Regions from separate parts of the Homo sapiens genome. Here all the other regions are linked to region 1. A link is an interaction called in ENCODE POLR2A ChIA-PET data of the cell type or tissue named here. Cell type or tissue: HepG2. All regions are shown on one strand. Links, peaks and the distances in the headings refer to the core of each region. The heading gives the core; the rest is flanking DNA. Region 1 overlaps CYP3A7-CYP3A51P (CYP3A7-CYP3A51P readthrough). Region 2 has its middle 10 kb from the start of CYP3A4. Region 3 overlaps CYP3A43 (cytochrome P450 family 3 subfamily A member 43). Region 4 overlaps LOC105375423 (a long non-coding RNA gene). Region 5 overlaps CYP3A4 (cytochrome P450 family 3 subfamily A member 4).

What was found. ChIA-PET counts read pairs that join two places held together with the same protein. Peaks named below come from ENCODE experiments on the same cell type or tissue, not always from the same donor. Only the 100,000 strongest peaks of a DNase experiment are listed, where the experiment ranks them.
Region 2: POLR2A ChIA-PET joins it to region 1 with 8 read pairs; 2 of 35 experiments call an interaction of 5 or more read pairs at or near these places.
Region 3: POLR2A ChIA-PET joins it to region 1 with 9 read pairs; 1 of 35 experiments calls an interaction of 5 or more read pairs at or near these places.
Region 4: POLR2A ChIA-PET joins it to region 1 with 5 read pairs; 1 of 35 experiments calls an interaction of 5 or more read pairs at or near these places.
Region 5: POLR2A ChIA-PET joins it to region 1 with 5 read pairs; 3 of 35 experiments call an interaction of 5 or more read pairs at or near these places.

The regions. Positions count from the first base shown.
Region 1 is chr7:99,691,010-99,696,852 of GRCh38, forward strand. CYP3A7-CYP3A51P (CYP3A7-CYP3A51P readthrough) reads right to left here. Exons shown (of 15, transcript NM_001256497.3): 14 at 4,737-4,837. It also overlaps a transcript of ZSCAN25 not described here and the pseudogene CYP3A51P. Among named protein-coding and RNA genes, the nearest start is that of CYP3A5, 14 kb to the left of the region's middle. In HepG2, for the core only: a CTCF peak has its summit at 2,296 (motif pointing left); DNase peaks (open chromatin) are centred at 2,552 and 3,702; H3K4me3 peaks cover 1,066 bases.
Region 2 is chr7:99,791,747-99,797,589 of GRCh38, forward strand. No RefSeq gene overlaps it. Among named protein-coding and RNA genes, the nearest start is that of CYP3A4, 10 kb to the left of the region's middle. RefSeq lists a promoter at 1-4,954 and enhancers at 1-260, 143-157, 1,262-2,891, 2,892-3,817. In HepG2, for the core only: no CTCF peak of the experiment used is centred there; a DNase peak (open chromatin) is centred at 3,375.
Region 3 is chr7:99,858,108-99,863,950 of GRCh38, forward strand. CYP3A43 (cytochrome P450 family 3 subfamily A member 43) reads left to right here. Exons shown (of 13, transcript NM_057095.3): 10 at 1,723-1,883; 11 at 3,506-3,732; 12 at 5,430-5,592. Among named protein-coding and RNA genes, the nearest start is that of OR2AE1, 16 kb to the right of the region's middle. RefSeq lists a silencer at 2,165-2,365. In HepG2, for the core only: no CTCF peak of the experiment used is centred there; a DNase peak (open chromatin) is centred at 2,554; H3K4me3 peaks cover 508 bases.
Region 4 is chr7:100,001,226-100,007,068 of GRCh38, forward strand. The region is part of intron 2 of LOC105375423 (a long non-coding RNA gene); the gene reads left to right. Among named protein-coding and RNA genes, the nearest start is that of ZKSCAN1, 11 kb to the right of the region's middle. RefSeq lists enhancers at 2,458-2,958, 2,561-2,855. In HepG2, for the core only: no CTCF peak of the experiment used is centred there; a DNase peak (open chromatin) is centred at 2,776.
Region 5 is chr7:99,770,303-99,776,145 of GRCh38, forward strand. CYP3A4 (cytochrome P450 family 3 subfamily A member 4) reads right to left here. Exons shown (of 13, transcript NM_017460.6): 4 at 2,288-2,387. Among named protein-coding and RNA genes, the nearest start is that of CYP3A4-AS1, 9.3 kb to the left of the region's middle. In HepG2, for the core only: no CTCF peak of the experiment used is centred there; a DNase peak (open chromatin) is centred at 2,469.

The DNA of each region.
Region 1 (5,843 bases), core at 556-4,555:
ACTATTCACAATAGCAAAGACTTGGAACCAACCCAAATGTCCAACAACGATAGACTGGATTAAGAAAATGTGGCACATATACACCATGGAATACTATGCAGCCATAAAAAATGAAGAGTTCATGTCCTTTGTAGGGACATGGATGAAGGTGGAAACCATCATTCTCAGCAAACTATCGCAAGGACAAAAAACCAAACACCGCATGTACTCACTCAAAGGTTGGAATTGAACAATGAGAACACATGGACACAGGAAGGGGAACATCACACTCCGGGGACTGTTGTGGGGTAGGGGGAGGGGGTAGGGATAGCATTAGGAGATATACCTAATGCTAAATGACGAGTTAATGGGTGTGGCACACCAACATGGCACATGTATACATATGTAACAAACCTGCACATTGTGCACATGTACCCTAAAACTTAAATAATAATAAAATAAAATAAACCTTCTGTCTCATTGATCTGTCTAATATTGACAATGGGGTGTTAAAGCCTCTCATTATTATTGTGTGGAGTCTAAGTCTCTTTATAGGTCTCTAAGGACTGCTTTATGAATCTGGGTGCTCCTGTATTGGGTGCATATATATTTAGGATAGTTAGCTCTTCTTGTTGAATTGATCCCTTTATCATTATGTAGTGGCCTTCTTTGTCTTTTTTGATCTTTGTTGGTTTAAAGTCTATTTTATCAGAGAATAGGATTGCAACCCCTGCTTTTTTTTGCTTTCTGTTTGCTTAGTAGATCTTCCTCCATCCTCTTATTTTGAGCCTATGTGTGTCTTTGCATGTGAGGTGGGTCTCCTGAACACAGCACACCAATGGGTCTTCACTCTTTATCCAGTTCATCAGTCTGTGTCTTTTAATTGGGGCATTTAGCCCATTTACATTTAAGGTTAATATTGATATGTGTGAATTTGATCCTGCAATTATGATGTTAGCTGGTTATTTTGCCCATTAATTGATGCAGTTTCTTCATAGCATCGATGGTCTTTACCATTTGGCATGTTTTTGCAGTGTCTGGTAGCAGTTCTTTCTTTCCATGTTTAGTGCTTCCTTCAGGAGCTCTTGTAAGGCAGGCCTGGTGGTGACAAAATCTCTCAGCATTTGCTTGTCTGTAAAGTATTTTATTTCTCCTTCACTTATGAAGCTTAGTTTGGCTGGATAAGAAATTTTGGGTTGAAAATTCTTTTCCCTAAGTATGTTGAATATTGACCCCCAATCTCTTCTGTTTTGTAGGGTTTCTGCTGAGAGATCTGCTGTTAGTCTGGTGGACTTCCCTTTGTGGGGAAGCCGACCTTTCTCTCTGGCTGCCCTTAACATTTTTTCCTTCATTTCAACCTTGGTGAATCTGATAATTATGTGTCTTGGGGTTGCTCTTTTTGAGGAGTATCTTTGTGGTGTTCTCTGTATTTCCTGAATTTGAATGTTGGCCTGCTTTGCTAGTTTGGGGAAGTTCTCTTGGATAATATCCTGAAGAGTGTTTTCTGACTTGGTTCCATTCTCCCTGTCCCTTTCTGATACACCTGTCAAATGTAGATTTGGTCTTTTCACATAGTCCCATATTTCTTGGAGGCTTTGTTCATTTCTTTTCACTTTTTTTTCTCTAATCTTGTCTTCTTGCTTTATTTCATTAGTTTGATCTTTGATCACTGATATCCTTTCTTACAGTTGATCGAATCGGCTATTGAAGCTTGTGCATGCATCACGAAGTTCTTGTACCATGGTTTTGAGCTGTCAGGTCATTTAAGGTCTTCTTGACACTGTTTATTTTAGTTAGCCATTCATGTAACCTTTTTCCAAGGTTGTTAGCTATCTTGTGATGGGTTAGAACATGCTCCTTTAGCTCGGATAAGTTTGCTAATACCGACCTTCTGAAGACTACTTCTGTCAACTCATCAAACTCATTCTCTGTCCAGTTTTGTTCCCTTGCTGGTGAGGAGCTGTGATCTTTCGGAGGAGAAGAGATGCTCTGTTTTTTGGAATTTTCAGCTGTTTTGCTCTGGTTTCTTCCCATCTTTATGGTTTTATCTATCTTTGGTCTCTGATGTTGGTGACCTACAAATGGGGTTTTGGTGTGGATGTCCTTTTTGTTGATGTTGATGCTATTTCTGTCTGTTAGTTTTTCTTCTAACAGTCAGACTCCTCAGCTGCAGGTCTTTTGGAGTTTGCTGGAGGTCCTCTTCAGACCCTGTTTGCCTGGGTATTACCTGCAGAGGCTGCAGAACAGCAAATATTTCTGCCTCATCCTTCCTCTGGAAGCTTCATCCCAGAGGGGCACCCGCATGTTTGAAGTGTCTGTCGGCCTCTACTGGAAAGTGGTTCCCAGTCAGGCTACAGGGGGGTCAGGAACACATTTGAGGAGGCAGTCTATCCGTTCTCAGAGCTCGAATACCGTGCTGAGAGAACCACTGCTCTCTTCAGAGCTGTCAGACAGGGACGTTTAAGTCTGCAGAGGCTGTCTGTCTCCTGTGTTTTGTTCTACTCTGCCCTGCCCCCAGAAGTGGAATCTACAGAGGCAGTAGGCCTTGCTGAGCTGCGGTGGGCTCCACCCACTTCGTGCTTCCAGGCCTCTTTGTTTACACAGTAAGCTACTCAAGCCTCAGCAATGGCTGATACCCCTCCTCTATCAAGCTGCAGCATATCAGGTGGATCTCAGACTGCTGCACTAGCAGTGAGCAAGTCTCCGTGGGTGTGGCACCTGCCGATCGAGGCACGGGAGGGTATCTCCTGGTCTGCCTGTTGCTAAGACTCAGTTGGAAATGCAGAAGTCACCTATCTTCTGCCTCAATCTTGCTGGGAGCTGCAGACTAGAGCTGTTCCTATTCGGCCATCTTGGAAATGCTTCCCTTGATTAATATTTCAAATATACTTAACCCTGCGTCTAATTGGGGCTGAAAACAGTTGAATCCAATGAAATCAGACTTGCTGGCAGTTAGAGGAATCTTATTTGGAGACATCATAAGGGAAAGGAGAGAAAACAGAGGAGGTATTTGAAATGGGAAATTTAAAATCACTCTTGAATTTTCTCAAAGTGCTGTAGATACTGAATGACTTATCATTGTGTGTAAACTAGGTAACTCCTTGTCTTTCTGATGCCTTTTTGCTTTTTCATGTATTGTCTCTAAAATCTCATAAATCCTTGAATGATCACCTCCAGGGGCACATGGGGAAACTGAGGCTGAGGGAAAGAGAGTGAGTGTCAGAAGGGAATGCACAGTCTTTTATCTCTGTTCATCATCCTTTTCATTTATTTCATCAGCTCGCTCTAGAATTCTAGCAGAATTAGGAAGTTACAGACATCAGGGACCTCTTTTAGTCTAGCAGATTTAGATAAGTCTGAGGCATGTTGTTGAGTGAGAAAAGGAGTGAGTGACAGAATGACAAAGTGGACTCACTTTCCAGTTTTCCAGCTTAACATGGAAGTTCTGAGAAAATGTCCCCTCTACACATTGGACACAGCAAATTACAACACTTGCTCAGCGTTTTCACTGAAACTGAAAAACAAACTTTCCTGTTTTCTACATTTCAGGGTTGATGTTTTACCTGTGCAAACAAAGATCCCAGGAATGTTTATCTTGGGGGGTACATCTACTAAAGAACTGACCTAGAAAAGGTGGCGGGGAAATTATTGCTTTTGCAAAGGGAAAAATATGAAATTCCTGGGCAGTAATTAGACAACAAAACCCTCACTTGGAAGAATTGGAATCAGGGAAACAAGCCTCAGGTATGCGGGAAAGATGATCTAAGCCACAGAGCTGACTACTGCTGCTGCTGGCCCTGTGGAGATAAGCTCATAATTTTCCATCCAGAGGCCAGGCCCTAGACAGAGCATCAGACCAGGTTAGGCACAAAGGCTCGACCAAAGTTCACAGTCCATGTGGCACATATGACATTTTATTCAGCAAAATTAAATATTTAATAATTTCATCAAATTATCACCTTTCTAGTGATTTTGCATATGATTCTGCCTTTGTTTAAAAAAAAAACCACAAATTCATTTTATGCTTAAATATCTGAGTTTGATAGATAACCACTATCTCATCTCAGTTATATCCACTCCCTGCTCAGACTCACCCATAAGGTGCAGCCTTTGAAATAAAAGAAGTAAAGCAGAACACCTTTGCTCTGACTCCCAAAGCTGCAAAAGATGTCATGGGGAGTAAGAGCTGGGGTAGAGCCATGGAAATACCTTCAGGGGATTTAGCATTTTTTGGAGAGGATTCAAGCAAGTGCGAATGACCCAATGGTAAATACTTGAGCTCCCTAATAAAGTGAGTTTCAAAGCTGTCCAGGAGGTAGGGGAAAAAGGCTACTCCTGAGCTCTTGCTATAGAGAGGAAAGTTTGACTCTCATGTACACAGATAGCAAGCCACAAATGGGGGCTCCTTTTCCTACTCTTAATACTAACTAAATATGACTGTACCTTCCTGGGAACCTACATGGGGCAAAAGAAAAATGTTCTTTATGGTGCTCACAAAGTCTGCACATCAAGTTCTGAACATCAGGTTGCCGATATACCTGAGATTTGGACTGTTCAACTGAGGCAAACCTGAGGTTCCTGAGAGTTAGCAAGAGAGTCCCGGGGTAAACCTTGCCATGCTCTGGATGATGCCTATACACTGTTTCTGAAAGTGTAAAACCTCAGACCTTCCTCCTGAGGAGAAGCAGTTTTACTGATGGAACTAAGCTGCTCTCTCCAATCATAAGAAGCCAAAGAGTGAGCTCAAAAACACTCACCTGATGGTAGGACAAAGTAGTTCCCAAAAAAAGCAGAGGTGTGGGCCCTGGAATGCCAAGCTTCTTAAAAAGTCCATGTGAATGGGCTCCATATCTACAAACTGAATCAGAAATCAGGTCTCAGGGATTGTGACTTTATAGATATGGGGGCTGGTAAGTCACTGACTGAGGAACTGGAATGCTCAAGAGAAGGAGGTAACATTAAGGCAATAAATGATAACAGTAACTCTGACAGCAATGATTATATTTGTACATCAAGTCCTTTCCCGTCTCCACCATGAGACACCAAAAAGTCACAATGATTAGTCGAAAGCAGCAGAAGTCTTTATGGTCCCAATCCTGGAATGAATACTTGATAAATGTCCTCAAACGTGAGTGCTCCTCAGAGGTTCAGGAAGGAATTCTTCCAGGGCACTTCATTTCCTTATGTCTATTTAGTAAGTGGACTCTTCCCTGATTTGGGGATTCTCATCCTAGGCAGAAAGGGTGACTTTTTTTTTTTTTCTCTTCTGCAGTGATGATGAGATTTTGCATCACTGCATCCACTCAGTCACAGAGGGTCACTGAGAGCCTATGGTGACCATGTCTTTAGAATTTGTGAAGAGTCTTTTATACTTTCCTTTCCCTCTAAGCTCTGACCCTATTTTAGGATCTGGCCCTTCTTAAACTGTCATTCATAGAGGGGTGTCAGAGGAGTCACAGAGTCCTTATTTCTACAGATTGACAACTGTGCTGAAGGCTTCCATTGGCCTCGTAGAAATGCAAGCACCTTTCAGCTACACCTCAGTCTCTGTGGCCAGATGATCTGGTTGATTTGCGCTATTGGGGAGGATGATTAACTCATATTTCCCTGAATGACAGTGTGCAGAAGATCCACAACTTAAAAAACCAATTTCCAGGACATTCCTCCTCTTGTGGAATCTAGCCTTCCAACTGGTGGTATTCACCTGATAATAAGCACACTGCCAGTGATATGGTCTGAATCTGCCCCTACGCAAATCTCATGTGGAAATGTAATCCCCAATGCTGGTGGTGGGGCCTGATGGAAGGCGATTGTATCTTAGGGGCAGTTTCTCCTGGTTTCACACCAACCCCCTTTGGGTGTTT
Region 2 (5,843 bases), core at 1,206-5,205, 100 kb after region 1:
CAGAAGTTCAGCTTGTGATTCACCTGGGGTCAACACAGGACAAGGTTTAATAATCACTGAAATAATTAAACTTTGTAATGCCTCATGAGGCTGCTTGAACCGACATGATTTCAAGGGCACCGAGAGGCTGGAGGAAAGCAGAGGGTCAGCAAGTTCATTCAGCTGAGATCATCTCAGTTTACAAACTGGGCTTTATGACCTTTAATTGGGACATGAGTTTCTTTGATAATCAAATGAAAGGAATGAACCATCTCTCTAGAATAAACCAGCAACCAGCATTTTTGCATGAAGTTCCAAGGGGACCCCAGAGAGACATGTTACTAGGAAGCTTGCCAAACCCAGTGACTTTCCAGGGGACCTGCCCACCCAAGTGCAGCCCACGCCTGACACCCAGCCCTCAATGCCCTATTCTGATCGGTTACATGGTTATCTCCAGGACCATGGGGCCCTCTCTATCAGTGTGAATGGGTTCTCCACTGTGCCCTGTGCTATGACACAACACAGGGCAACAGAACCATAAGGGAAGGTGTGAACAAGACCTTTGCAGACAGAGCCATACTGAAACCCTAGGTAGGGTACTTCACCACACGGAGGGAACTGGAGAGACACCAGGAGTTCTGGGAAGGCAGAGATAAGGGGATCTGGAACTACCTGGGGTGAAGTCTTCCTAAAGGAGTGACTGTTTGCATTATCATAGAGAAGTGTTTGGACAGAAGAAGGGAAAGTGAGAAGCATTTCAGGCTGTGAGAATGGTCCAGCTTTTTTTAGTAATAAAAAAATAGAAAACGTAGAAATTACTTTTAACTCTGTGTATTGAATACGCAAGAAATGGCATCCCAATCCTTTTCTTTACTATTATTTTTGTTATTTAGACAGTCTTGCTGCATTGCCCAGGCTGGAGTACAATGGCACAATCATGGCTCACCGCCACCGCAGCCTCCCAGGCTCAAGCAATTCTCCTGCCTCAGCCTCCTGAGTAGCTGGGACAACAGGCATGCATCACCATGCCTGGCTAATTTTTTGATGTTTTGTAGACATGAAGTCTGGTATTGAACTGACTTGCCTAGGATGGTCTTGAACTTCTGGCTTCAAATGATCCTCCTGTCTCAGCCTTGCAAAGCACTGGGATTACAGGCATGAACCACTGAGCCCAGCCACTTTATTATGAACAAGGTTGAATATTTCTGTATTTTTGACAGCTGCATTTCTTCTTTGATAAAATGTTCATGTCCTTTGCCCTTGTGATACCTGTTGGAGTTGCTTTGTTTTTCATGTCAAGCTATAATAAATATAATTTAACTGGCAAAGAGAGAAAGGCCCAGCTTAACCCTTATTATCATTGTTGAGTCATTTTTTGGTTGCAAGGTACAGTGTCTGTATCGAGGCAGTTTCAATTACTGCTAATAAAGAAGCCATCTGGCCAGGAATCATGCCAGCATGTGGATATTATACTTTTAGGGCAAAGGTTCTGCCCTCCACCGGTCAGCAAGAGGCTTAAGGCTGGCCGGGGACCCCAGATAACATCACCGGGCTTGGCAGGCACCACAGTGACCTGTTCCATGCCTGCTAGTGTATATTTCTGAGGTTTAAAATATGTATAGGGATGAAATTCACATAACATAAAATTAACCATTTTTTTATGATTATCCAATCTCAGGACTGAAAATTAACCATTTTAAGGTGAAAAAAATCAGTGGAATTCAGTACATTCTGTGTTCTGCAATCACTACCTCTATCTAGTTGCAAAATGTTCCCATCATTCCAAAATAAAGCCTGTACCAGTTGAGCAGTTTCTCCCCACTCTCCCCTCTCCCCAGACCCTGGCATCCACCATTGCACATTCTGTCTCTGTGGGCTTCCCTCTTCTGGATATTTTGTATGATGCAATATATGGACTTTCGTTTCTGGCCTTCACTTCATAGTAAAGTGAGGCTATCCATTCTGTAGCATGTGTTCATCCATTTTTTTTGCGGTTCATCCATTCTGTAGCATGCGTCAGTACTTCATTCCATTTATGGCCGAATAATATTCCATTGTATGGATAGACCACAATTTATTTATCCATCCATCGATGGACATGTGGGCTATTAGCACCTTTTGGCCCTTGTGAATTGGACTGTTAGAAATATGTGAGTCCGTGTATTTTAGTAACTGTTTTTAATCCTCTCAGATCTATAACTTAGAGGGGAATTGCTGGGTCACATTGAAATTCTGTTGAACTTTTTGAGGAAACTCCAAGCTGTTTTCCATAGCAGCAGCACCGTATTACATTCTCACCAGCAATGGGTGAGAATTCCAATTTCTCCATGTTCTTGTCAACACTTGTTATCTTCCTTCAAAAAAAAAATAGCCATCTGAGTGGGTGTGAAGTGGTAATTTTTCTGGGATTTTGAATTTGTGCAACCACAAACAATTAGGAACCTGTGAGAAGATGCCAGAGACAGAGGAGGACAAGAAAAAGGTGTGGCTGGGAACCTGACGCAGGTGGTCCCTGGGCTTTCTATTTTTGTTTGTTTGTTTGTGTTTGTTTTTGTTTTTGAAATGGAATCTTGCTCTGTTGCCCAGGCTGGAGTGCACTGGCACAATCTCGGCTCACTGCAACTGCTGCCTCCTGGGCTCAAGCAATTCTTGTGCCTCAGCCTCCCAAGTAGCTGGGATTAGAGGCATGCACCACCACGCCCAGCTAATTTTTTGTATTTTTAGTAGAGATGGGGTTTTGCCATGTTGCCCAGGCTGGTCTTGAACTCCTGAGCTCAGGTGATCTGCCTGCCTCGGCCTCCCAAAGTGCTGGGATTACAGGCAGGAGCCACCGTGCCCAGCCAGGCTCCTGGGCTTTCTATGGACTCCAGAGACATCTCGTTCTGTAGAGAGAAGACAGTGAGTAGGGATCCTTGGAATATGACTGACGTGCAGGCCCTGTCTGAGTTATTTAAACTTCCTCAGCCTCAGTTGCCTAATCTACAAAATGGGTGTTAATAATTCTGTCTTTCCCTCCCAAAGGAGCTCAGAGGAGACCAGACCCTGGCCTGTGATCTGCAGTGGGCTTGGGACCTAGATCTGCAAGTCTGGCTGGTGTTGGCTTTGACTAGAGAGAACGGGGAATATTACCAAGCCTAGTACCTGACTCTTGGCAGTCCTTCCATAAACGTTTGCTCAATATGAAAACAGTTAGTTCAGTAGTTGCCGAGAGACAGGACAAGAGTTATAGAGTAACCCGACATTACATAACGTATTTTCTTTTTATCAAGAAGGGGAGACATGAGTTCAAGTTTTACTGAACAAATAATTGAAAGGTTGGGCGCTTGCTAAGCAGGGTCTCTGAGCCACAGAGTGACCTACGGAAGGGAGCATTGGAGAAGGCAGGAATTGGAAGGTGGGAAACAGCCAGATCAGACCAGACATGTGATTAGGAGGAAATGAAAGGACAACTGGAACATATTGTCAGAATGAAGTCATCACAGTAGTCCAGACCCCTCCAAATCTGTTGTTTACTCACGTGACCGTGGGCAAAATCCTTTTACTCTCATTCCCTATCTAGCCATTAGAACCACATGTTCTTGATGCCCAGGATTCTATGAGCTAAGTTCAAAGCTTCCAAGGTTGCAGACCACGAGACAGAGATAAAATGCAGGCATGGTGGCTGAGATCAGCAGCCAGCTAAAATATGTTGCAGTTTAAATAATACCAGCAGTGATGACACATATCTAATATTTTCCTACCATCTTACTGGCATAATCCTTGTTGAATATTAAACAATTAACTCAACTTTGCACATGAACTTCAGGAAGTTCAGATTCTAACGACTACTGCAGACAGGTTGAGAATATGAGTAGGCTTACCCCAAAACACATTATTAGGGTCAATTCCAGTGCCTGCCATTGAAAGTCAAGGTTTCTTTGACAGGTTTAATTCTCTCAGAATATGTATCAAAGTAGAACCTGAAAGACAGCTACTTACATGCCCAGAAATTATTATTATTATTAATTATACTTTAAGTTCTGGGGTACATGTGCAGAACGTGCAGTTTTATTACATAGGTGTATATGTGCCATGGTGGTTTGCTGCACCCATCAACCCGTCACCTACATTAGGTATTTCTGCTAATGCTATCCCTCCCGTAGGCCCCCACTCCCCGACATGCCCCAGTGTGTGACGTTCCCCTCCCTGTGTCCATGTGTTCTCATTGTTTAACTCCCACTTATGAGTGACAACATGCAGTGTTTGGTTTTCTGTTATTGTGCTAGTTTGCTGAGAATGATGGTTTCCAGCTTCATCCATGTCTCTGCAAAGGACATGAACTCATCCTTTTTTATGGCTGCATAGTATTCCACAGTGTATATGTGCCACATTTTCTTTATTCAGTCTATCATTGATGGGCTTTTGGATTGGTTCCAGGTCATTGCTATTGTAAATAGTGTTACAATAAACATAAGTGTGCATGTGTCTTTATAGTAGAATGATTTATAATCCTATGGGTATACACCCAGTAATGGGATTGCTGGGTCAAATGGTATCTCTAGTTCTAAATCCGTGAGGAATTGCCACACAGTCTTCCACAATGGTGGAAGCCACCTCTTCCCCGAGGGGCTCTGTCCCAGGGAGATGGGGGTTTCATCTATAAGTCCCTGACTGGGGCTGCTGCCTTTTTTTCAGAGATATCCTTCCCAGAGAGGAGAAATCCAGAGAGGCAGTCTGGCCACAGTGGCCTTACTGAGCTGTGGTGAGCTCCACCCAGTTCAAACTTCCCAGCAGCTTTGTTTACACCGCGAAGGTAAAACCACCTACTCAAGCCTCAGCAATGGAAGATGCCCCCCCACAGCACCCAACCAAGTTCGAGGGTCCCAGGTCAATCTCAGACTGCTGCTGTGCTGGCAGCAAGAATTTCAAGCCAAGTGAATCTTTGTTTGCTGGGCTCCATGGGGGTGGGGCCCACCGAGCCAGACCACTTGGATCCCTGGTTTCAGCCCCCTTTCCAGGGGAGTGAACGGTTCTGTCTCACTGGCGTTCCAGGTGCCAATGGGGTATGGAAAAAAAAAAAAAAAAACTCCTGCAGCTAGTTCGGTGTCTGCCCAAATGGCTGCCCAGTTTTGTGCTTGAAACCCAGGGCCCTGGTGGCATAGGCACCGGAGGGAATCTCCTGGTCTGCGGGTTGCAAAGACCATGGGAAAAGTGCAGTATCTGGGCCAGAGTGCACAGTTCCTCAGGCTCAGTCCCTTATGGCTTTCCTTGGGTAGGGGAGAAAATTCCACGACCCCTTGTGCTTCCCAGGTGAGGCGACGCCCCACCCTGCTTTGGCTCACCCTCCGTGGGCTGCACCCTCTTGTCCAACCAGTCCCAATGAGATGAACCAGGTACCTCAGTTGGAAATGCAGAAATCACCTGCCTTCTCTGTCGATCTCACTGGGAGCTGCAGAACGGAGCTGTTTCTATTCCGCCATCTTGCCAGCAATTCAGAAATTATTTTTTCCAAAGAAAAGGCCCCATGCAAACTGGCTGAAACAAAATGGGTTTATACCCATGAAATAATCCGGGTGACTTTAGTCAATAAAACTCAATGCTGGTAAAGTTACTTTAAATAATTTTGGTAAAGTTATAACAACAAAAGCCAAAATTTAAAAAAAAATTTTAGGAAAGAGGCAGGGACTGCGTGGTATTCTTTTAGTGCTGTGACAGGCTGGTAGAGATGGATTCTCCTTGATTTATTTATTTATTTATTGCTAGAAAGTGACTAGAAACCATATGAAAATATGAAAATATAAAGTTATTTGGTAAAAGTAAATATATGTACAAATCTAAAACCTGTGTTATTGCAACTTAGGCTTGTAGCTCCTCTTTTAATTATT
Region 3 (5,843 bases), core at 821-4,820, 170 kb after region 1:
TAATTTTAATTAATTAAATTTAAGTAGCCACCTGTGGCTAGTGCCTACCCTACTGGGTAGCAGATCTACACTTTGAGATTATGATTTCATTTCAATTCCATGTCCTGGGGTTCATGCCAACTGAATAAAATAATTGGAAAGTTGAATTTACCCACAACATCATCATGAAAATTATCACCAGTAAATCACAACTCTGTAGACCTTTCTCACACTCATCTTGTATTGTTTTCAGTTATGAAATACATGGTTGGAGTGGGCACCATATTTATTTTAGTACCCTAGGTCTCTAAAGTTCTTAATCCAGTCCTGATCAAACAGACCAATGGCTGACTGTGCTAAGCTTTTCTTGGGAGAAATATCAAGAGGGAGGCAAACCTGTAGTCATAAATGCTGTTCGGTGAGCATGAAGTGGAGCAGAGAGAATGGGCATGTACTAAGGAAGATGCTATTCGGGCCAGGATGGAATAGGCACTATGAATTCCACTCACTAGACCCTATTGTTTTTATATTTCATGTTGGCCAATGCCCATCTATACATGCATTCTTCCTGCTGTATTATTATTATTATTATTATTATTATTATTATTATTATTATTATTATTTGAGATGGAGTCTCACTCTGTCACCCAGGCTGGAGTGAAGTGGTCTGATCTTGGCTCACTGCAACCTCTGCCTCCCAGGTTCAAGCAATTCTCCTGCCTCAGCCTCCCGAGTAGCTGGGACTACAGGTGCCCACCACCACACCCAGTTGTGGGTTTTTTTGTAATTTTAGTAGAGATGGGGTTTCACCATGTTGGCCAGGCTGGTCTCAAAATCCTGACCTCAATGATCCTCCTGTGTCAGCCTCCCAAAGTGCTGGGATTACACGCTTGCACCACTGTGCCCAGCCTGTTTTATTAAAACCACTCATTGGACTACAGTCAATCACCTCACTTCTAGATTTTTGTCTCTGTAGCTTTCGTATATCCAGAGGTCATCCATTTTGAAGACTAGTGCCCTAGGAACTCTATTACTTGATGTCACTCAAAGATGTAATCCATGCTTCTCAAGCCATGCTGGGCTCACAAATTACCACATCTCATGAAAGTTCAGATTTTGATTCTGCAGTTTGAGGGTAGGGTTTGAGATTCTGCATTTCTGATAAGCTCCCAGATGCTGCTGGTGCTGCTGGTCCATGGACCACATTTTGAGTGGCAAGAGCCCAATATTCTTCCCTTGGGTTCCCGCAAACATGCTTAGAGAAAAGTTCCTTTATATTTCCCTAAAATCAAGCCTTAGTATTGCAAACTGTCTCATTGTTTGTCAAGCTATATTGTAGCTAGAGTAATTTAAATCTTCCCTGGGGAGAATGTTACTCCACGTTTACTTATAGATAAAGAACTTCTATGATTATCCAAGGGACATCCCTATAACACTGAGTATGTTAGACAGAAATGCTCTCTTTGAAAGTTACCCAGCTGTGCAGCTGGTGGGGATGGTATGATGAGGAGTGAATGGCCCACAATCGTGTAGACCCTGGAAAAAAAACTGGATTAAAGTGACTTTGCCTTATTCTGGCTCTGTAGGATACACATCAGAGTGAAGCCACCCGCAGTGTGACTCTGAATTGCTTTTCTATTTTTGCTCTTAGGGATTTGGGAGCTTCACTGGAATTTTGCTTCATCTAAACTGTGATGCTCTACACTAACCACTTTTCCTAAAATATATTTCCTCTCCTTTCAGCTCTGTCTGATCTGGAGCTTGTGGCCCAGTCAATTATCATCATTTTTGCTGCCTATGACACAACTAGCACCACTCTCCCCTTCATTATGTATGAACTGGCCACTCACCCTGATGTCCAGCAGAAACTGCAGGAGGAGATTGACGCAGTTTTACCCAATAAGGTAAGGGGATGATCCCCTGGAGAAGGAGGGAGAAGGTGAAGCCTCAGCAAGAATGCCTCCTCACCACTTGCCAGGACAATTTTTGCAAAAAGCGTAAGCATCAGTTCTTTCATTTACACTATGCAGAAAGGCTGTAAAGAGTAAAAACAAAGGGAGAATCGTAGGTAGTGGATGCTTCTTGCGTAAGTGTAAGATCTTTGTGAAACAGTGCTGGTCCTGCTGCATCCGTTGTCTGTTAGCAACATAACACCAAGTAAAAAATATCCAGAAATCTCAATGACAACTAAAAACAATCATTTATTGCTCACAAGTCTGGATAGTGAGCTCTGCTGATATTGGCTGGACTCGCTGTGGTCTGGCAGTGGTCTGATGGAACCTGGCCCTGGGTGCGCTGGGCAGGCTGACTCAGCTCTGCCTCACACCTCTCTCTGCTCCAGTCAAGTAGCTAGTGGTGAAGAAGCCAAGCTAGGACCCAGGGTGCCTGACGCCTGGGCCAAACATTTAACCTCTACAATATTACCTTCCAAATATAACACCAAATGCTAGCCACGTATTACCCACACTGTTTCCAGAATTCTGCCCAAATTGGAATTCTTTATGGTGTAACGAGATCTGGCCTTGGGGCTGGCCCTGGTTTGGCAGTGAGGTGAACACAAAGGAATGTTCATCTAAGTTCATAGTCCAGGCCTGAAGGAACAAGTGGGAAATTGTTCGAGAAAGACAGGATGGGGCTGCCCGGAGGGTTCCTATCCTGTTTACAACTCTCAGTAGCACTGAAATTGTGTGCCCTGTCCAGTTATAAAGTTCTTTTGTCATATTTGGGTTACAAAAGAACTAGTTTATCCCCAAACTATTTATAGGGTTTTTATATAACATAGTGTTACTCTCCACATTTTTTTTTTGCATGGAGTCTTGCTTCGTCGCCCAGGCTGGACTGCAGTGGGGTGATCTCGGCTCACTGCTACCTCCGCCTCCAGGGTTCAAGTGATTCTCGTGCCTCAGCCACCTGAGTAGCTGGGATTACAGGCGTGCGCTACTATGCCCGGCTAATTTTTATAGTTTTAGTAGACACAGGGTTTCACCATGTTGGCCAGGCTGGTCTCAAACTCCTGACCTCAAGTGATCCACCCACCTTGGCCTCCCAAAGTGTTGGGATTATAGGCATGAGCCACCATGCCTGGCCTAAACAGGACTTTTCCATTTTAAATGCTTGTATGAAATAGAGGATTTGCTTTTTACATTTTCTTTTTCCTTGGTACAGATGCATAGCCTCTCTTTGGAAAGGTGACACTGGCTTTGGCATATTTTAGGTGATTCAAATGGCCATCGTCTATTAGTCATGTTTGTTCTCCCAAGAAAGAAAAAACACGAAATGGTAATGTCAAGGATTTCAGTCTCTGTGTAAGTGATTGTGCCAAATTCATAACTCCTCCACACATCTCAATGGGCCATCGAGCACATCACTGGGTATGGAGAATTATTAAAATAATTTATAAATGCAACAATCTTTTACCAGAATGAATTATTCTCTGGAGCTCCTAACACTTCAATAGTACTGCATGGACTAAGTTGAAAGTTAATTCCCAATCTCAATTTATCCAAATCTGTTTCTTTCTTCCCAGGCACCTGTCACCTACGATGCCCTGGTACAGATGGAGTACCTTGACATGGTGGTGAATGAAACGCTCAGATTATTCCCAGTTGTTAGTAGAGTTACGAGAGTCTGCAAGAAAGATATTGAAATCAATGGAGTGTTCATTCCCAAAGGGTTAGCAGTGATGGTTCCAATCTATGCTCTTCACCATGACCCAAAGTACTGGACAGAGCCTGAGAAGTTCTGCCCTGAAAGGTACAAGGCCCCTGGGAAAGGAGCCTTCCCTCAACCAGCCTGATTCAAGTATATTCTGCCTCTCTCGATGCACATGGCAATCATTTGAATATGTGCCTTTTCATTTTGGAAGTTTTTTATTACAAAATGATAACTGTTAAACTTTACAAACCATAGATTAAGAAACACCTTATAACAACCCTCATTAACTATGTAATGCCTGTCTTGTAGGCATTTTTCTATGCATAGACATTTTTAAAAACTAGTATACTATCACATTTTATTTGAGTTTGAACTGCTGCTTACTTCATTTCAAAGTAAACCATTACCTATCTACTATCTTACGTTACTACATATTTCTATATGCATAAGCTATAATTCATTTCACCATAATGTTATTTTGAGTATATAAGCTTGTTATTCATTTCAGTTTTTCTTTGCTGTGCCCTTTAGCTCTCTGAATTTAGCACCACGTTTAGGACATGTTTCCACATTCCTTTTTCTTTCAACATTGCTTGCTGTTTTCCGTAATGTAACTGTGAAAGTGCAGGCTGAGATCCTGAGACATCCTCATCCCTGATGGTTTAAGCCACTTCATTGAGGACAGAGGGAAGCAGAGGTTCTCCTGGTCCTGTTTGTGTCTGCAGTCCTGTGCCGGCTCCCTTGTACTCTCAGTTGTTGATGACTCTTCCAAAGCAAAGTCACCTGCTTTCTAGACTTCTCAGAAGTTCTTCCTTGGAAGTGTTGGGCATGATATTCTGGGAATTCAGAGCCAAGGTCAAGCTTTGGGCACAATTTGCACTCTGGAAATAGTTGATATTTTCCCATTTTGGAAAGGAAAATTTGGAATGAACTTTGTAGGGCACTGGCTGGTGAGGCCTGGGATCTAGACTTTTATTGGCCCCTAACTATAAACTTCCCAATGGCAGGGACCTTGTCTTGTTAGGCATGCTGTCTCTACTGCTGGCACAGACTCTGTACATAATACTTGTTGGAAGAGCAAGTCAGAATTGACCAATTTCTCTGTTTTCTGGAGTAGAGGACTTCTGTGTTTCCTCCATCTTGGCACTTCCACCTCCTGTGGCTGCACCAACACAAAATCAGAGACCACTCATTGTACTTCTCTTTGCATCATTCAGTCACCAAACAGATAGTAAGTGGTTACCGTGTGTCAGGAACTGGGCCAGGCAGTGAGAAATCCATATACTAAAAAAAGTCTGTTGTGAAGAATGTTTGACATACACATAACTATATTCTATAGACACCAGGCTATAGAACAGTATTAATGCATCCCCCTGTGTTCATCACCTGTCTCAGTAGTCAATGCTGCATGTCAGCTTCCCTGTCCACACACCACCACAATCCTCTCTGTGACTACAATGTTATCTTGAAGAAATAACCTGTAAATATTTCAGAATTTTCTCTAAAATATAAGTAGTCTTTTAAAAACACATAACCACAAGGGCATTATCACTTTCCTCCATCAAAATTTTTTCACAATATAATCAAATATTGAGGAATCAAATTTGAATAAACATGGGTTTAACCTTCAAAAATTGTATAGCCGGCCAGGTGTGGTGGCTAACACCTGTAATCCCAACACTTTGGGAGGCCAAGGAGGTCCTCGCCTCCCAAAAGCCACCACACCCTGCATAACGTGTAGTTTTAATAGTTTTTATGTTTCATTAACTAGTTTTTATGTACTACTGTGAAAGTAGGTTCAGTAAGAAGAACAAGGACAGCATAGATCTTTACAGATACATACCTTTTGGAGCTGGACCCCGAAACTGCATTGGCATGAGGTTTGCTCTCACAAACATAAAACTTGCTGTCATTAGAGCACTGCAGAACTTCTCCTTCAAACCTTGTAAAGAGACTCAGGTCAGTAAACTTTCTTATAAATAATGTTTATTGGGAGTTTTTTAAACTGAGAAGTCTACATTTTTTAAAAATTATTGTTCATTTTTCAATAATTTGCTCTGTAGGACAAAGAATCTAATTGGAGCTATCCATAATGCTTAAAGATGAATCACTTCTGGAGTTCAAAATCTGTGGCTTTGTAAAGACAGAACTATAAAGATCATCTAATGTCAATATAGATTAGCATGGTATAATTATGTTCAGTCTCTGTG
Region 4 (5,843 bases), core at 1,195-5,194, 310 kb after region 1:
CTGGGAGAGGTAGAGGCTTTGACTCCAGACCTTGAGCTTTTTTTTTTTTTTTTTTTTTTTTTTGAGACAGAGTCTCACTCTGTTGCCCAGGCTGGAGTACAGTGTTGCAATCTTGGCTCACTACAACCTCTGCCTCCCCGGTTCAAGCGATTCTCCTGCCTCAGCCTCACAAGTAGCTGGGATTACAGGCGACCACCATCACCCCTGGCTAATTTTTGTATTTTTAGTAGAGACAGGGTTTTACTATGTTGGTTAGGCTGGTATCAAACTCTTGACCCCAAGTGATCCGCCCGCCTCGGCCTTCCAAAGTGCTGGGATTACAGGCATGAGCCACCGTGCCAGCTGATCTTGAGTTTATGGAAGTCAGAAACTTTGTCCCTAAGCAATAAAAATAGTTTTTTTTTTCTTTTTCTTCTTTTTTTTTTTTTTTTTTTTTTTTGCCTTTGGGTTCAAGTGATCCTCCTGCCTCAGTCTCCCAAGTAGCTGGGACTACAGGTGCATGCCACCACACCTGGCTAATTTTTTATATTTTGTAGAAACAGGATCTTGCTGGCTGGGCGCAGTGGCTCATGCCTGTAATCCCAGCACTTTGGGTGGCTGAGGCGGGTGGATCACCTGAGGTCAGGAGTTCAAGACCAGCCTGACCAACATGGTGAAACCCCATCTCTACTAAAAATACAAAAATTAGCCAGGCGTGGTGGTACATGCCTGCAATCCCAGCTACTTAGGAGGCTGAGGCAAGAGAATCACTTGAACCCAGGAGGTAGAGGCTGCAGTGAGCCAAGATTATGCGATTGCACTATAGCCTGAGCAACAAAAGCAAAACTTTGTCTCAAAAAAAAAAAAAAAAAAAAAACCAGGGTCTTGCTTCGTTGCCCAGGCTGGTCTTGAACTCCTGGCTCAAGTGATCCTCCTGCCTCGGCCTCCCAAAATGCTGGGATTACAGGTTTGAGCCACCACCCCGCCCCCACCTTTCTTAGTTGCAGGGGCAGAATGGGGGTTTGGAATACAAAAGAGCTGTTCCTGCTACTTACACATACATATTTTTAAGCAAGTCAGTTCTCCTAGCTAAGTCTTAATGTCTTTATCTCTAAAATGGGGATAACCCACCCTACCTCATTGGGTATTTGTGTAGATTAATAAAATAGCAGGTAAAAATCCCTGTCATATCAAGGGTGTTCAAAAAATGGCAAATATTATCATTCTGATTTATCTAGACAAGGAAACTCCAAGATGTTAAGGCATCATCCAAAGGGCACACAGCTCATTAGGGGTAGGAGCAGGAATACAATTTGTTTTCTTGACTCTCCAGCTAATATTCTTGCTTCTAACCTGTACTACTTGAAAAGGAGGCTTTAGTTCTTTTTATTGTATTTATTTATGTATGTATGTATGTATGTATGTATTTATTTATTTATTTTGAGATGGAGTTTTGCTCTTGTCGCACAGGCTAGAGTGCAATGGCGCCCTGTCACCTCACTGCAACCTCCACCTCCAGGGTTCAAGCAATTCTCCTGCCTCAGCCTCCCAAGTAGCTGGGATTACAGGCGCATACCATCATGCCTGGCTAATTTTTGTATTTTTAGCAGAGACAAGGTCTCACCATGTTGGCCAGGCTGGTCTCGCCTGACCTCGGGTGATCCACCTACCTCAGCCTCCCAAAGTGCTGGGATTACAGGCGTGAGCCACCACACCTGGCCTAGTTCTTTTTTTTTTTTTTTTTTTTGAGAAAGAGTTTCTCTCTTATTGCCCAGACTGGAGTGCAATGGCACCATCTCGACTCACTGCAACCTCCGCCTCCCAGCTCAAGCGATTCTCCCGCCTCAGCCTCCAGAGTAGCTGGGATTACAGGTGCCCACCACCAGGCCCGGTTAATTTTTTGTATTTTTTTAGTAGAGACAGGGTTTCACCATGTAGGTCAGGCTTGTCTCAAACTCCTGACCTCAGGTGATCCACCCGCCTCAGCATCCCAAAGTGCTGGGATTGCAGGTGTGAAGTACCGCACTTGGCACCCCCTCCTTTTTTTTTTTTTTAACCATGTTTGAATTGCTAAGGTAAGAAAAGTGTCAGGGCTGCAGGATGTTAGGAAATAAAGATTCTCCCCTTTTCTTTCTTTCTTTTTTTAGAGACAGGATCTCGCTCTGACACCCAGGATGGAGTGCAGTGGTGTGATCGTACCTCATTATAGCCTCCAACTCTTGGCCTCAAGCGATCCTCCTGCCTCGGTCTCCCAAGTAGCTAGGACTATAGGCACATGCCACCACGCTCAGCTAATTTTTGTATTTTTTGTAGACACAGAATCTTCCCATGTTGCTCAGGCTGATCTCAAACTCCTGGCCTCAAGCAATCCTCCCGCCTCAGCCTCACAAATTGCTGGGATTACAGGTGTGAGCCACCATGCCCCACCCCAGTTCTCCCCTTTTCTAACACCACCCTTCCTACCACCTTGGTTTCTGCTGCAGACAACAGGCCCCCTCCTATCACGGCCAGACTTTGAGCAAAGCTGGCTTTTCTGTACCACATAGTACAGGAGGTATTGGCAAGCACCACTCCTGCCCCACCTTTGCCCCTCCTGCCTACTCTTCCCCCATCCATCTCCACCCCGAGTCTCACCCCCTCCGGATGCAGGCTCTCTTCCCCTGAGCAGAGCTGCTCTTCCTGGGCAGTTACAAAGATTCTTTGTAATGTGTTTACAGGAGGAGGGGGTGAGAGCGGGGCCTGGCTGTACTGATGGGCCCACCAGCCCTGTTTACATAAGCAGAGAAGGAGCCAAAACAGATGACCCTGTAGCTCAGGGACCTAGATTAAACACATAACCAAAGTCCAGAGCCCTGTGCCCCAGCCGCCCAGTTTCTAGGCTACACCACACAGAAGCAGCATGGAGGAGCCTCTTGACCCAGGGAGGGTTGTTGACTCGGCTGGGTGAGAGATGTTTGCACAGAGAGGGAACTAGCAGGGCCATCTGGCTGTTCTCCTGCTAAGCGCTGGGCATTTGCAGGTCAGGCACCCTCAGGATTCCAGGGCCCCTGGGAAGGCAGCCCCAGCCAATACTGTTTCTTCTTTGGGGAAATTTCTAAAACATTGTTATTTTTACATTTTTCGCCCGGTAATTATACCCAACCCAAATAAACTGTGAAGTTTTATTTTGCGAGGTGGTGAGAAATGCAGTTCTCCGCATTTAAAACATGGCGATGGCTGGCACCTAAAAGTCCTCTGCAGTTTACAAAGCATTGCCACCTCCACAATGTCATACCGTCCTCAGAGTAGCTAAGTGGGTAGCTATTTGCCAAAACCATCCCTATTTTACAGATGAGGGAGTCAAGACTTAGAGAGGTCGGGTCACTTGCACAAACCACACGCCCAACAAGAGTGACTCCAAATTTTACACCCCTACTACTCTGACCCCTACTTCCTCTCCATTGGGCTGTAAAATAAGGCAAGAAGAGAGCTTGTTCCAATACATAATCACCTTGCAGGTGGCTCCCAGGAGAGAGTGTCACATCTCATCTCAGACATGCTGGAAGCCGAAGTGGTCAGCCTCAAGGGGCACTTAGAGGGCCCTGCAGTCCACCCAAGGACACCACCAGCGGGGCGTTCCCAGTACGCCACTCAAAGCCTTACGTGGAGAGGCCAGGCGCAGTGGCGCAGACCTGTAATCCCAGCACTTTAGGGAGGCTGAGGCGGGTGGATCACCGAGGTCAGGAGTTCGAGACCAGCCTGGCCAACATGGCGAAACCCTGTCTCTATTAAAAATATAAAAATTAGCTGGGTGTGGTGGCAGGCACCTGTAATCCCAGCTACTTGGGAGGCTGAGCAGGAGAATCACTTGAACCTGGGAGGCGGAGGTTGCAGTGAGCTGAGATTGCCCCATTGCGCACCAGCCTGGGCAACAAGAATGAAACTCCGTCTCAAAAAAAGAAAAAAAAGAGAAAAGAAATAAAATGCCTTATGTGGAGAGACTGAGCCCCCAACTATGTGAAACTGCATGAAACATACACAGAGCATCCCACCACTAGCTGAAATCATGGAGATAAGAGAGGGAACGTGTTTAGAATCACAGAAACTTTCCTCCAAGTTTGTTTCCTCTTGTCTCCTCGTGGGCTTTGTCTCCCCGCATTCAAACCTGTACAATCTACCTGAAGCCATTACCTGAGTCCCAATTAGTGTTCTTTCTACTTTCTCCTACTTCTTTATCCTCCCTTTTACAACCCAAAACACCAAACCTACCCGAAAGGCATCATCATTCCATCTTCTTCGCCGCCTTTGTCTCTCTGCCTCTTTTTTTTGTTGTTTGTTTGTTTGTTTTGTTTTGTTTTGAGACAGGGTCTCACTCTGTGGCCCAGGCTGGAGTACAGTGGCACGATCTAGTCTCACTGCAGCCTCAGTCTACTGAGCTCGAGCGATCCTCCCACCTCAGCCTCCTGAGTAGCTAGGACCACAGGCACGCACCACCACACCTGGCTAATTTTTTAAATTTTTTGTAGAGACAAGGCCTCAGTATGTTACCCAGGCTGGTCTCAAACTCCTGGTCTCAATGATCCTCCCACATTGGCCTCCCAAACTGTTGGGATTACAGGTGTGAGCCACCAGGCCCGGCCTGTCTCTGTCTCTTAACCCCAACTCTACTGCTCCATCCAAATAGCTTTGCCCAGTTTCACTGATTAGAACTTCTCTGCCACCCAAAGGTCCCAGCTCTGCTCCCATCACCCTTAGTCCAGCCCCAGCATCTGGCTCAGCCACCAGGTCCTCCTGGGCTTTTCTTTCTTGTCACTGTCAAATCCTGGTTCCCCTGCCTTCTCCTCAATTTATGTATTTATTGTTTACACACACACACACACACACACACACACACACACACACACACACATATATATATTTTTTTTTGAGATGGAGTCTCGCTCTGTCGCCAGGCTGGAGTGCAGTGGCATGATCTTGGCTCACTGCAACCTCTACCCCCCAGATTCAAGCGATTCTCCTGCCTCAGCCTCCCAAGTAGCTGGGACTACAGGCGCCCGCCACCACACCCAGCTAATTTTTGTATTTTTAGTAGAGACTGGGTTTCATCATGTTGGCCAGGATGATCTCAATCGCTTGACCTCATGATCCGCCCGCCCACCTCAGCCTCTCGAAGTGCTGAGATTACAGGCATGAGCCACCATGCCTGGCCCTTTTTTTTTTTTTTTTTTTTTAGACAGAGTTTTTGCTCTTGTTCCCCAGGCTGGAGTGCAGTGGCGCAATCTCGGCTCATTGCAACCTCCACCTCCCAGGTTCAAGTGATCCTTCTGCCTCAGCCTCCTGAGTAACTGGGATTACAGGTGCGCACCACCACACCTGGCTAATTTTTAAAATATTTTTAGTAGAGAGAGGGTTTCACCATGTTAACCAACCTGGTCTCGAACTCCTGACCTCAAGTGATCCACCCACCTTGGCCTCCCAAAGTGCTGCAATTACAGGCATGGGCCACTGCGCCCAGCCTGTATTTTATTTATTTTGAGACAGAGTCTCACTCTGTTGCCCAGGCTAAAGCGCAGTGGCACAATCTCTCCTCCTCCGGGGTTCAAGTGATTCTTGTTCCTCAGCCTCCCAAGTAGCTGAAATTACAGGCATGTGCCACCACGCGTGGCTAATTATTTTGTATTTTAGTAGAGACAGGGTTTCGCCATGTTGGCCAGGCTGGTCTCGAACTCCTGACCTCAAGCGATCCACCTGCCTCAGCCTCTCAAAATGCTGGGATCACAGGCGTTAGCCACCATGCCCTGCCCCAACCCCAATTTATTCTTTAGTGATCACGTTTCTGTAACAACTGTGTGACTGTGTTTTGCAGCTTTTAAACTAGTTTTACG
Region 5 (5,843 bases), core at 752-4,751, 79 kb after region 1:
TGTTAAACAGGAACACTTATTCAACAACTATTTAGTGACTGTCTACTGGGTGATGGGCCCTATGCTAGATGCTCAATAGAGATTTATCCCAGATGCCCAGTGTCCTGGGATGTATTTGTGTGGGGCGGGGCGGGGGGGTGGCGGCAGTGTTCAGGAGACCCTGATGTCGTCTCCAGCCTCTATATCCCAGTCTTCTTTTACATGCAAATTATCCACGTGGTAGAGAATGTGTTCTTCCAGTACAATAAACAGAATCAAGACCTAGCACTTCTGCAGTGTAGAGACGGAGTGGAGACAGACAAGCAGGTGACTTTGGTGGATTGTATGTTGCCTCAGACAAGCTGTCTTTATGTTCTCCTGCAGCATGGGCAACGTGAAAAAGAAGTGCCTCAATGTGATGGTTTTAAAAAAAATAGTAGGTAATACCTTTAAAACTAGGAACATATTTTGAAGAAATAATGCAATTCCATAAACATTCTTGTCTCTTAATTTTTTATTTCATGGATAGAAAGAAAAAAGAGATAATTATTTTTGCCAACTTGGAACTGGCCTATCAAGCCAACATGCTTGAAACTTTCTTTCATCTTCCATAGCCATTTTTTTTATAATGAGTACTTCCAGCATTCATTTATGATAAAAACTCAGCAAACTAGGGAGAGAAAATTCCTCAATTTGATAAAGAGAATCTACAAAAAAACAGCCCACTTCATCTAAATGATGCTTAATGATGAAAGAACTGAAGGCTTCCCTCCTAAGATTAGGAACAATTCAAAAATTCACCACATTTACTCAACATTATACTGGGAAGTCCTAGTGCAATAGACAAAAGAAAAGAAATAAAAGGCATACAGATTGGAAAGGAAATAAAAGAATTGTCTCTATTTTCAAGTGACATAACTGACAATGTGTAAAATCTCAAGGCATATACAAAGAGACTTCTAGAACTACTATGTCAGTTCTGCAAGGTTCTAGGATACCAGATCAACACACAAAATCAAAGCACATTTCTATGTAACAACAATCAATATCTGAAAATACAAGAAAAACATAATATCATTTACAGTCATTCCAACAAAAATGAAATAATTTAGCTGTAAATCTAACAAAACATGTACAGGATCTCTATGCTGAAAACTACAAGATGTTAAAAGCAATCAAAGAAAATCTAAGGAAATGGAGAGGCATACTATGTTCATGAATTGAAAGATCAAACAGTAAAGATACACATTTTCCATAAACTGGTCTATATATTTAATTCAATTCTTGTCAAAATAACAGCACGTTTATTTGTAGACACTGAGAAACTCATTCTGAATTTTTATGGAAAAGCAGAGGACCAGGAAGAGTTAAAACAAATCTGAAAAAATAAGTCAATAAAAGTGGGAAGAATCACTCTACACGAGGTTAAGAGTTAGTGTACAGCTACTAGGGTCAACACAGTGTGGTATTGGTGGAATAATAAACACAGTGATCAATGGGACACAGTAGTACGTGAGAGATGCAAAGAAGTATGCCCAGTTGATTTTTAACAATATACCCATCTTTCCAAAAATGGCGTTGGAGGAATTGGACAGCCATAAGCCACAAAAAAAATGAACCTTGATCTAAATCTCATACCTTATACAAAAAATAACACAAAATTGATAATAGAGCTACATTTAGTAAAGCATTAAACTTTATGACTTTTAGAAAAAAACAGCAATATAGGAAGGAGGGCTAGGCAAAGAACTTTCAAACATGGCACCAAAAGTACAATCCAGAAAAGGAAATATTAATACATTGATCACCTCAAAATAAAAAATAGTTTGCTCTGATATGGACCCTGTCAGAGAAAAAGACTTGTGACTGTAGGATAGCAGGAGGGAGCCACATGGAGACAGAGTGGATCTGCATCTTGATCATGCTGGTCATTGCACAAATCTACTAATGATGTGATAAATTTGTATAGAACACAAATGGGTTCTGCGTTTTGATCATGCTGGTCATTGCACAAATCTATGATTGTGATAAATTTGCATAGAACAGAAATGAGGGCACATAAAGCTGGTGAAATCTGAATAAGCTCTGTGAACTGTATCAATGTCAATTTCCTGTACTATATAGTAACATGAATATACTGTATTTATAGTTATGCAAGATTGCAAGATGTTACCATTCGGGGGGGACAGGATGAAGTGGACGTGGAACCTTCCTGGACATTTTTTAGGCAACTGTCTATGAATATATAAGAATTTCAAAATATAAATTTAATCAATCAGTATTTTAATTTCAACACATGAATGCTTACCCTCCGGTTTGTGAAGACAGAATAACATTCTTTCACTAGCACTGTTTTGATCATGTCAGGATCTGTGATAGCCAGCACAGGCTGTTGACCATCATAAAAGCTGTGTGAAAAAAACAGAGTTGATTAAACATCAACAGCCTTATTCTACAGCTGGAGCCCAACCCAGGAAGCCAGACTTTGATCCTGACTTTACATAATCCCTTAGTTGTACAATACACAGTAATCTTAGGTTCTAGTTCATTAGGTATGACACACAGCAAGAGTCTGACACAGGAGCCACTCAAGTCTTCATATGATGAAGGATAATGTGGGCCAAACAAGGAAGAGACATTGAAAGACAAAAGAGCTCTTCAAAGAGACCATGGTTAGAAATGACAGTAGAGCATTTGTTAAGCTGGGTGGTGCATACGTGGATATTTCCCATGCCATTCTCCATAATGTTTCATATGTTTAAAATATTTTATTTTAAAAAGAATATTAAACCAACAAAGATCAAAAGAGACAAAGATGGGCATTACATAATGGTGATGGGATCAATACAACAGGAAGAGCTAAATATCCTAAATATATATGCACCCAAATACAGGAGCACCCAGATTCATAAAGCAAGTTCTTAGAGACCTACAAAGAGACTAAGATTTCCACACAATAATAATGGGAGATTTTAACACCCCACTGTCAATATTAGACAGATCAACAAGACAGAAAATTAACAAGGATATTCAGAACTTGAACTCAGCTCTGGACCAAGAGGACCTAATAGACATCTACAGAAATCTCCACCCCAAATTAACAGAATATACATTCTTCTCAGCACCACATCGCACTTATTCTAAAATTGACCACATAATTGGAAGTAATATACTCCTCAGCAAATGTAAAAGAAAAGAAATCACAACAAACTGTCTCTCAGACCACAGTGAAATCAAATTACAACTCATGATTAAGAAAGTGACTCAAAATCACACAACTACATGGAAACTGAACAACTTGCTCCTGAATGACTACTGGGTAAATAAGGAAGTGAAGGCAGAAATAAAGATGTTCTATGAAACCAATGAGAACAAAGGCACAATGTACCAGAATCTCTGGGACACATTTAAAGCAGTGTGTAGAGGGAAATTTATAGCATTAAATGCCCACTAGAGAAAGCAGGAAAGATCTAAAATTGACACAGTAACATCACAATTAACAGAACTAGAGAAGCAAGAGTAAACAAATTCAAAAGCTAGCAGGAGACAAGAAATAACTAAGATCAGAGCAGAACAGAAGGAGATAGAGACACAACAAACCCTTCAAAAAATCAGTGAATCCAGGAGCTGGTTTTTTGAAAAAGGTCAACAAAATAGATAGACTGCTAGCAAGACTAATAAAGAAAAAAGAAGAATCAAATAGATGCAATAAATAATGATAAAAAGGATATCACCACTGATCCCACAGAAATGCAAATTACCATCAGAGAATACTATAAACACCTCTATGCAAATAAACTAGAAAATCTAGAAGAAATAGATAAATTCCTGGACACATGCCCCCTCCCAAGACTAAACCAGGAAGAAGTTGAATCTCTGAATAGACCAATAATAGGTTTTGAATTGAGGCAATTATTAATAGGCTACCAACCAAAAAAAGTCCAGGACCAAATGGATTCACAGCTGAATTCTACCAGAGATACAAAGAGGAGCTGTTATCATTCCTTCTGAAATTTTTCTGAACAATAGAAAAGGAGGGAATCCTCCCTAACTCATTTTATGAGGCCAGTATCTCCTGATACCAAAGCCTGACAGAGACACAACAAAAAAAGAGAATTTTAGTCCAATATCCCTAAAGAATATCGATGCGAAAATCCTCAATAAAATACTGGCAAATCAAATCCAGCAAAACATCAAAAAGCTTATCCACCAGGATCAAGTCAGCGTCATCCCTGGGATGCAAGGCTGGGTTCAAAATACCAAATCAATAAATGTAATCCATCACATAAACAGAACCAATGACAAAAACCACATAATTACCTCAATAGATGCAGAAAAGGCCTTTGACAAAATTCAACAGCCTTTCATGCTAAAAACTCTGAATAAACTAGGTATCAATGGAACGTATCTCAAAATAGTAAGAGCTATTTATGACAAACCCACAGCCAATATCATACTGAATGGGCAAAAACTAGAAGCATTCCCTTTGAAAACCGGCACAAGACAAGGATGTCCTCTCTCACCACTCCTATTCAACATAGTGTCGGAAGTTCTGAATAGGGCAATCAGGCAAGAGAAAGAAATGGATATTCAATTAGGAAAAGAGGAAGTCAAATTGTCTCTGTTTGCAGATGACATGATTGTATATTTAGGAAACCCCATCGTCTCAGCCCCAAAACTCCTTAAGCTGATAAGCAACTTCAGGAAAGTCTCAGGATACAAAATCAATTTACAAAAATCACAAGCATTCCTACACACCAATAATAGACAAACAGAGAGCCAAATCATGAGTGAACTCCCATTCACAATTACTACAAAGAGAATAAAATATCTAGGAATCCAGCTTACAAGGGATGTGAAGTTCTCCTCTTCAAGGAGAACTACAAACCGCTGCTCAATGAAATAAAAGAGGACACAAACAAATGGAAGAACATTCCATGCTCATGGGTAGGAAGACTCCATATCATGAAAATGGCCATACTGCCCAAGGTAATTTATAGATTCAATGCTATTTCCATCAAGCTACCACTGACTTTCCTCATAGAATTGGAAAAAACTACTTTAAAGTTCATATGGAACCAAAAAAGAGCCCACATAGACAAGACAATCCTAAGCAAAAAGAACAAAACTGGAGGCATCACGCTACCTGACTTCAAATTATACTAAAAGGCTACAGTAACCAAAACAGCATGGTACAGGTACCAAAACAGAAATATAGATCAATGGAACAGAACAGAGGCCTCAGAAATAACACCATGCATCTACTACCATCTGATGTTTGACAAACCTGACACACAAAAGCAATGGGGAAAAGATTTCCTATTTAATAAATGGTGTTGGTGAAACTGCCTAGCCATATGCAGAAAATTGAAACTGGACCCCTTCCTTACACCTTATACAAAAATTAACTCAAGATGGATTAAAGACTTAAATGTAAGACCTAGGACCATAAAAATCCTAGAAGAAAACCTGGGCAATACCATTCAGGACACAGGCATGGGCAAAGGCTTCATAAATATAACACCAAAAGCAATGGCAACAAAAGCCAAAATTGACAAATGGGATATGATTAAACTAAAGAGCTTCTACACAGCAAAAGAAACTATCATCAGAGCAAACAGGCAACCTACAGAATGGGAGAAAATTTTTGCAATCTATCCATCTGACGAAGGGCTAACATCCAGAATCTACAAAGAACTTAAACAAATTTACAAGAAAAAAAGCAAACAACCCCATCAAAAAATGGGCAAAGGATATGAACAGACACTTCTCAAAAGAAGACATCTATGCAGCCAACAGACATGTGAAAAAATGCTCATCATCACTGGTCATTAGAGAAATGCAAATCAAAACCACAATGAGAT